2 separate regions of the Homo sapiens genome follow, and region 1 is linked to region 2. Evidence: read pairs that join two places in POLR2A ChIA-PET (ENCODE). Cell type or tissue: CD4-positive, alpha-beta T cell. All regions are shown on one strand. Links, peaks and the distances in the headings refer to the core of each region. The heading gives the core; the rest is flanking DNA.

Evidence for each region. Peaks named below come from ENCODE experiments on the same cell type or tissue, not always from the same donor. Only the 100,000 strongest peaks of a DNase experiment are listed, where the experiment ranks them.
Region 1: POLR2A ChIA-PET joins it to region 2 with 5 read pairs; 2 of 35 experiments call an interaction of 5 or more read pairs at or near these places.

Annotation. Positions count from the first base shown.
Region 1 is chr6:169,990,027-169,994,405 of GRCh38, forward strand. No RefSeq gene overlaps it. Among named protein-coding and RNA genes, the nearest start is that of LINC00242, 190 kb to the left of the region's middle. In CD4-positive, alpha-beta T cell, for the core only: a CTCF peak has its summit at 424; DNase peaks (open chromatin) are centred at 235 and 2,600; H3K4me3 peaks cover 462 bases.
Region 2 is chr6:170,269,472-170,273,850 of GRCh38, forward strand. It overlaps LINC01624 (long intergenic non-protein coding RNA 1624), which reads left to right and starts at 3,003. Exons shown (of 2, transcript NR_104177.1): 1 at 3,003-4,379. All of the region lies in intron 2 of LOC285804 (a long non-coding RNA gene), which reads right to left. In CD4-positive, alpha-beta T cell, for the core only: no CTCF peak of the experiment used is centred there; a DNase peak (open chromatin) is centred at 2,530; H3K4me3 peaks cover 1,640 bases; H3K27ac peaks cover 1,296 bases; H3K27me3 peaks cover 190 bases.

The DNA.
Region 1 (4,379 bases), core at 199-4,198, 280 kb before region 2:
TTTAAAGGAAAACTGAAGCTCTTATTAGAATAAAGTAAAAATGATCATTTCTTACCTTAAAATATAAACACGTGTCTGTATGTCATGTGTGGCCTGTCAGGAAGATGATTTGCATTGTCGGTTTCTGAGTGTGCTTTACAGGAAATAAAGGATGAGGCCCCTTCACGTGATGGGCTCCCGTCTTGCACGCTGGTTACCCCTTGGAGCTTCCCGTTTATGTGGATTGTGGCAGTGACTTGAAGTGGAGCCGAGTGTAGTGACCTCTTGTTAACGCCAGAGAGGTCTGTGGACCAGTGTGCTTTCTGCTCACATCGACTGAGAGTGCCACTGGGTAACAGCGGCATTCTCACTGAGTGTTTTCTTCATCATACAACTGCACCTCTGACGATCTCAGCCCACACAGTGGGAGGCGCTCCGAGGGCACGGGAAGCACCGGGCGACCTCAGGAGCTGCAGCGCCGCCAAGATGTTGGCCTCTTTTATTTCCTCACTTTCCCTTTTATATGGTTTTAGCTCTCACATTCTATTTAACTCTCTTTATAGCCATTTGCCATTGTGTGAGATGGCAGTTGCCTGCAATCTCCTGGGACTTGCTACTCTGGACGGAGGCTGAGCCCCTGAAGTCCACCCATCTATGACTCCTGGTCCACCCAGGCATTGGCCCTGCCTGGGGATCGTGCCTGAGTCTGCGCGGCCCTCTCCACTCAGAGCCGCCTCAGAGCCTCCTCCACAGCCCACGTAGCCCTGCCCGCTTTCCCTGGGATTTCGGGTGCAGTCGCAGGGTTAGGGGTGAGGGTTGGCCCCCCTCCAGGCAGGAGTGCCAAGTCCTTTCCAGTGCGGCTGCCCAGTCTACCGCGGACCTCAAGGTTTGGAGGCAAATGGCCCCACATCCCTCCTGACACCAGGACACCCAGACTTTCTGTTCCTGCAGGTCCCATGGGTGTCGGATGGGGCCTCAGGCTGAGCAGCGCATGTGGGTGCCCAGTTCATTTGTGAAACACCTTCTGTGTCCTCTGCAATCACCCTGCAGGGCTGTTCAGGGTCCTCGTGGGTGTGAGGTCTGCAGGACAGCGGCCCACAAGGTGCCCACGCCCATTCTCAGAACCTGAAATGTGTCACCTGTGTGGCAAGAGGGGCCGTGCAAATGCCATTAAATCGAGGACACTGAGCAGGGAGGTGTTGCCACATGATTCAGGGGGCCTGATGTCCTCACGGGCATCCATAAAAAGGAAAAGAGGGAGGTGGAGGGTCGGGCTGGCCAGAAGGCCAGGCACAGACCAGACAGAGGCTGGGGTAGAGCACAGAGAGGGTTTCTCCCAGGAGCCTCCAGAAGGAACCAGCCCTGCCCACTTCTGGATTTTCGCTCACAAAGACTTGGGCGGGATTTCTGACCTTGAGAACTGGAAGGAAATAAATTTGTGTTCTTTAAAGCCACTAAATTCATGGAAATTTGTTGCAGCAGCAAGAAGAAAGGACTCCGTTGCAGAAGAGGTCTGTAAAAAAGATCTTTGGTATCTATCATTTTTAGTTGCGTGTATTCCAAAATCTCCCAGTCTGAAATTTTTAAGATGTTTTTTGATGAAGAAAAGTTTATAATTTAAATATGGTCAAATTACCAACATTCTATATTTAGCTTTCTTTAAGATAAGCTTTCCTATTTCAAGGAGTAAAAGATACTCACCTATATGGTGTAAATTAATGGAGAGATATATCATGTTCATAGATAGGAAATGACAATTTTAGCCAGTTTGAATCTATAGACTCAGCCCAATTCAAATCAAAGTCCCAATAGAGTTTTCTATGGAGCTCAATGAGCTGATTCTCCAAGTGTGAGGAAAGAAGGATCCAGGGAAAGCCCATACTCCTTGCTGTGGTGTTTAGGGGGGTGAAATTTTTGTGTCAACTTGACCGGGCCAAGAGGTGCCCAGATACTTGGTCAAGCATTATTCCAGTGTGTCTGTGAGGGTGTTGTTGCGGGAGACTGACATTTGAACCTGAGCATGAGAAAGGTGTGGGCCTTGGTGTGTCTGTGAGGGTGTTGCTGGGGGAGACTGATGTTTGAACCTGAGCGTGAGGAAGGTGTGGTGGGCCTCGTCTGAACAGTTGATGACCTGAATACGACAAAAGGGTTGAGAGACAGAACTGGGATGAGAACTGACGCCGGCAGCTCTCTGGGTTGCCACTGGCATATCTTGGACTTTGCCTCCATGACTCAGTGAACCAGCTCCTTATTGTCTATGTATATGTCCACTTCGTTCTGTTTCTCTGGAGAACCCAGGCTAATCCAGTGTTCCAGTTTCTGCAGGTTTCTGAGGTACCACCCCACCCTTCCTCTGTGCCCCACACGCCTCTCAGAACACTGATCAGGCCCAAGTCACCAGGGATCTGGGAAATGCAGGAAGGATGGGGGAATGAGCTCTGTGAATTCACGCAGAATGCTGAATGCATAATTTATCACCCTAAGTAAAGACATCCTCAGATACAAAGGGCATAGAGTTGAGCTTCCCAGTGAGACGTACACCCTTAGCCTCCTCCCCGCAGCCCGTCCAGGACAGGAAGTACGAGGAAAGCCTTCTGCGGTGCCTGCAGCGGGCGGGTGGCTTCCTGTCCCAGACTGAGGTGCCTGTCCCAGATCTCGGGGGCAGCCCCACAGGCATGGCCGGCAGAGCCGCGGGACAGGCCCCCCTCTACAGAGGCCGCTCAGGGTGTTTTCTCTGCCAGGCCCCAGCCAGGGTGAGGAAGCAGAAATGACCTACTTTCCCTCTGGTGATTTGCTATCCTGATGGCCTCTCCCTGTGGAAGAGATGCAGAGGCCAAGGTGAAGGACAGCGGCTCCCTCCAGCACCCGGCCAGGCGGGCCATGGGCCAAGCAGGTGGGCCCTCTGCCCCAGGGGTTCCGGGTGTGCCGGGTGGTGTGGGAGAGGCCTCTGCTCCTTCTGAGCTGCAGAGAGTGGGGCTGGTCTGAGGCCGCCCTGCCTCTAGGCCATCCCTGCCAGTCTTGTCTGCAGCCCCGTTGCCAGGGCGCAGTCCTAGACAACCTGTCACATGCCTGAGGTCAGAGGTCAGGGTTGCTCCTAGGTTCTGAAGCCTTGGACCAGGGGACCGGCCGGAGCTTCTGTGCCTGAGAATGCTGAGCCGGTCCAGCATGGCCCAGGTCGATTGTGCAATCCTGGGCCAATAGCTCCACACCTTCCCTCAAGGTTTTTTGTTTGTTTGTTTGTTTGTTTTTGAGACAGAGTCTCGCCCTGTTGCCCAGGCTGGAGTGCAATGGTGTGATCTCGGCTCACTGCAACCTCTGCCTCCTGGGTTCAAGCGATTCTCCTGCCTCAGCCTCCCAAATAGCTGAGACCACAGACACACACCACCAAGCCCAGCTAATTTTTGTATTTTTAGTAGAGATGGGGTTTCACCATGTTGATCAGGCCGGTCTTGAACGCCTGTCCTCATGACCTGCCCACCTTGGCCTCCCAAAGTGCTGCAAGTACAGGCGTGAGCCACCGCGCCCGGTGCCCCCATCAAGGTCTTCTTAAGTAAAATGGAGCAGGCGTCTGAAGCTTCACCACCCAAGGACCCGACTGTCTCAGAAACGACCCCTGGAGGCCGAGGACCCGAGTCCCACAGCCACTCCCTCACCCTGGCCTTGTGCCCCATGGTTTTCTCTCTTTCCTGTGAGTCCCACAGCCCAGCCTGACCAGGTTGCAGCCCTGGGCTGGGCCACATCCTGGTGAAATCCCCCTGATCCTGACAGTGCTGTTTAAAATGGAGAAAACATGGGTTTGTCAGCAAATGGACAGTTCTGGGAGTGACAGTACGTTCCCATGCGGATAAGGTGTCTGTCTGTATCCCTGCTTGCCCCTCTGTGCCGGCTCGAGCTAAGCTGTCCTGGTGTGGCCCCTTGGCATTAGCCTCTGAGCTGTCTCCACGGCCTGACCGTGCCCTAACTCTGAACATGAAGGGGAACAGTCCCCCGGGGCCAGCCGGGACAAAGCAAAGTGGTGCTGAGAGTGGGGGCGGCAGCTGCTTTAAGCTCGGTGGGTTTGCCGATAGGACAATGCATGCCAAGCAGCTGGGGATGGAGCTGCAGGCCCCTCCAAGCCCCTGCCCTTCACTGCTGGGTGGGAGACTAGAAGGCCGCATCACCCAGTGTCTGTGGCCAGAAGCTCCAGCCATGGGTGTGACCCTGAGTGGTGGCTCAGCCCAGGTGCTGAAGGCTCTGGGCCCTGTGGGGTGATCCAGGAGCAGGGGCCTTTGTGGACAAGGGCACCAGCCTGCGCGGTGAAGCTCAACCACAAACGTGTTTTGAAGGAGGGAGCCACTCCTCCACCAGCCTTTCCAACTGAGCATCCATGTGGGTGCACCTGCCCTGGTGGCCTTCCGAGC
Region 2 (4,379 bases), core at 315-4,314:
CCGGTCGTTCCAAGTCTAAGAGCTGTTGTGGGCGCCACAGAGCCTGCTGCTACTAGCGATCCCAGTTTGGCAAACACCGGGGCCTCACTTTGTCTCTTGTGTGGGGAATGCACACACCTCACATCTGTCTCACGGACCATAAACGCTCTCCCGAGAATCATGTTGACTCTGCTCACCGAGCCCAGGCCCAGCACAAAGACACACCATAAACACCTGCGGAGGGAGCGTGGCCCAGCCCAGGGACTCTGGGGCTCCCAGAAGACAGGGCCCTCCCCCAGCCATGCCGGGAATGCTGCGTGACAGCGGATCAGGAAATGGGGCAGAAGCCCATGAAACCCTCGGAGTCAGGTCACCAGGGCGGGTGCTCGCCCACCCCCAACGCCTGAGGGTGACATTTGACAGTTTACACACAGTCTCTGAGCGCCTGTTTTAGCCTAGGTTTGTAAAGGAGTCAAGAATTCATCTCAGAAAGCTGCCAGTAGACAACCAAATGCTATTTCAAAGCAACTGCAGGGGTTAGTAATTGAGATTTTTTTTATCCCTCTAACTTGCTACTTCCCTAGTTCTGTGGCAGGCCTCTTGACTCAGCTTATAAATACTAAAACTGTTGCTGTAATAAGAAAAAACAAGAAACATTCCTTGAATATTTCAGAGCAAAATGCTTGTGAAAGCCCTTGGTTTCCCCACAGAAAATGTATTTAAAAGAAGAAGAGCCGTGAATCGGTGGCAGCTGCTCCCAGCACCTGTTCCCCGTTCCCATCATTGAAGTTCTCGTGGCATTTTGGAAAGAACTGAGCAGTTTTCCTAGAGAAATACTCTGGGTTCTCGATTACACAGTTGACTGCACTCAACTGTTGGCTGAGACAAAGGGGCCTGAGAGGTGTATCCGTGCACAGAGCTCCGCACCCTGAAACCGCTCAGGGCATGGACCGCGGTGACGTGCCGCCTCCCTCCCAGTGCCCACTGAAGCGTCCTGCTCCCTTCTTCGCACAGATGGCAGTGTGGGGCCAGGGGACGTGTGGCATCATTTGCCCATGCCATTTTCACTTTGTTTTTTTTGTTTGTTTTTGTTTTTTTGAGACAGTCTCACCCTGTCACTCAGGTTGGAATGCAGTGGCACAATCTCAGCTCACTGCAACCTCTGCCTCCCAGGTTCAAGCAATTCTCCTGCCTCAGCCTCCCGAGTAGCTGGGATTACAGGTGCACACCACCATGCCTGGCTATTTTTATTTTATTTTATTATTATTATTATTTTTGAAATGGAGTCTCACTCTGTCACCCAGGCTGGAGTACAGTGGCATGATCTCAGCTCACTGCAACCTCTGCCTCCCGGGTTCAAGCAATTCTCCTGCCTCAGTCTCCCGAGTAGCTGGGACTACAGGCACACACCACCACACCCAGCTAATTTTTGTATTTTTAGTAGAAACAGTGTTTCACCATGTTGACCAGGCTGGTCTCAAACTCCTGACCTCAAGTGATCTACCCACCTCGGCCTCCCAAAGTGCTGGGATTACAGGCGTGAGCCACCACGCCCGGCCACCTTCTTCACTTTCATAGAATGTCTGGACTAAGTCTTCAAGGCACAAGGGCATCAAGCTCTAATGAGCACACGGGGGCACCACTGCAGATGGCCAGGGGGCAGGCGGAGGCCACCATGCACCCTCCCTCTTCATCGGCTCGCAGCCCCTCCTGGGGAGCTCTCGCTGCCATCACAAGCTGAGAGGCTTACAAGACACACATTCATCCCCTCACGGTTCTGCAGGTCAGGAGCCTGACAAGGGTCCCACTGGGGTAAAAAACCAAGGCTTGGCCAGCCTGGCTCCTTCCGGAGACTCCGAGAGAACCTCTTCATGTCTCTTCCCGTTTCCAGAGGCCACACATTCCTGGGCTCCTGGCCCCTTCCCTGTCTCTGAGCCACACTGCATCTCCAGCCTCGCTGACCCACCCCTGCCGCTGCCGAATTCCTCCCTCTGTCCCCTGTACAGACCCTGTTCTTCCACTGGGCTCCCCTGGGGAATCCAGGCTAATCCACATCTCAGGGCCTGGGGCTTAATCCACAACGTGCTGTTGGCTCTGGGGTCGGGAGGTTGGGGAGGCCGTGCCCGGGGGCCTTTCTTCTGTATTCCACACCATTGATCCACATCATGTTCAAATGATCTCCTAAATGGAATGGCTTCCTATCAACCCACGTCACTGGCTTCACCCCACTGTTACCAGGAGCTGGTTCTTGTTGGGCTCTGGAGGCCAAGAAGGGGCTCCTTCCCTCTGCCCATCAGCAGGTTGCTTGGCACGGTAGGGTGGGTGCCCCCGTGAGACACAGCTTGGGAGCACGAAGCGGCCGCAGGCCCTGGGCCCGGGCTACGGGCTGGGGAGGAGGGAGGATGAGGCGTGCAGACACTGAAAGGGCGGCTGCAGAGACTTTTTTGTCCAGAAGTAACCCAGAGCGAGCAAGTCCCTGTGGGTGAGGACCACGCATGCCCGGTTGGCGCTGATGTGTGGGAAAACGACAAATGGTGCAAGCCACACGGGTCACGTGCGTCTCCTGTGCTAATCGTGGATTTTCATTTCCTCCGGAGACCCAAATGAGAAAGTAAAAGTGTATGCAGGAGTCAAACCCACTTTCTAGAATGTGGTTAATTTCTAGAGGCAGCTGGGTTTCCTGTGGAGAAGACAGGTTTGCCTACGCAGCGTAGAGAGGAGACGGCTGTGTGGGCTCCAGCCCCAGGGGAAGTAGGGCCCGGGGGTCACCGCGAGGAAGCTCCATCGGCCGCGGCGGCTCTGTGGAATCTGAAGCGCGTGGTCTCACGGCCACCTCCCCCTGCACCAGCCGTGTGGCCCAAGGTGATGTCTGTGTGCCTTGGTTTCCTGATGCGTAGAACGTAGCCAGCTGGAGGACAGGGGGGCTGTCGGGTTCTTTGTGTGGAGGTCTCCAGAAGGCTGTTCGTGCTGTAGGCAAATTCCACAAGACCTAGGAGCCAGGACCCCAGGTGCCTTGATGCTGGAGGGAAGAACCTGGCTGAGACGCACCTGCAACTGTTTGGAGCTGGTGACCTTGGGCCCAGCACACCCTCGCTGCTGGTGGACACAGCCCCTCACAAGCAGCTGCGAGGCCCTCGGGCAGTGGCATGGGCGCCGTCGCTTCCTGCTAACCCCACATCCTCATTTCCCACGCTTCTCCTTCCACCTTCCATGATCACTGGGACCTACTGCCTCAGGAACCGCCTCAGAGGGACAGAGGGAAGCAGACCACCCTTTTCTTCAGAGAGTTCATGGCCCAGGGAGGGAACGCTGGCTGGGGACGATCACAAAGCCTCTCTGGTGCCCGGCCAGCGACAGGGACCCTCGGGGCTGCGGGGGGAGAGGACGCCCCTGCCCTGGCCGCACAGGGTTGGGTTAGAGGTGAGCTGGGGCCGGAGAAGCCACGGGAGCCATGTGGCGCCTTCTCAGGAGGTGCTCCCGCAGCTTCGCCTCCTCTCGTCTTCCGTGCGCAGGGAGGGACCAGCCCAGTGACAGCTGGGAGCAAAACTGGTCACCTCCCCTCGGGCTCTGGGCAACTGTCAACCTGCAGCTTTGAGTCTCTCCCCCTGGAATCTTCTATCTGGGGTATGATAATGTTATTACATACGTTGGTTATTTACAGCACAACATGAAAAGGCAATTTGTAAGGACTGGTCCGTCTAATCGGGGCGAATCACCAGTCTTCTGAGGCATCGTATTGAGTTTAGTTTCCGACTGATTGCTAAATGCCTTCACGCTGCGTGGATATTGCCCAGCTCTGCCTCCCTTGCTGCAGGTGCCCTGTGGATGCTGAGCTTCCACGGAGGGGCTGCTGCCCCCTCTGCCCCCACAGCTCAGCTCGAGTTCACCAGTGGGGAAGGCCGAGGGCCTGTGGAACGAGGGCTCCGTTCCCCCACCGCAAGGAGTGAACGGCACCGAGGTTCCCGCCGCCGAGCCGCAGCGCTGTGCAAGCCCCCGATGGGCGACGGACACCAGGCCCCAGCCCAACGCGCTTCCTTTGGCTCCTCCTGAACTGGGGGGGGGGCCTCGCACCCGCCTTGCCAGGGCCCTGGCATCTGTCTCACTGGCCTTTCTCACCTGGTATTCCAGTGAGGAGGGTGCTTCAGTTTTACTCCCTTTGAGAGGCAAGATCTTCTCAACCCACAAGAAGAGGCGACCAGGTCCTGGGTGACTGTCGAATAAGCCTGGTCCAACTGGGAACAAGTCTTCTGGGCCCTAATTTCCCACATGGTGTTCTTGTCTGACAAAATCACAGCCTTCCACGTTCAAGAATCTTCATTCATCTCTCTCTTTCAGCGAATGTTCCCTAAGCTCTCCCATCACTGAGCACTGCTGCCAACAGCCCAGCTGCATGCTACCAC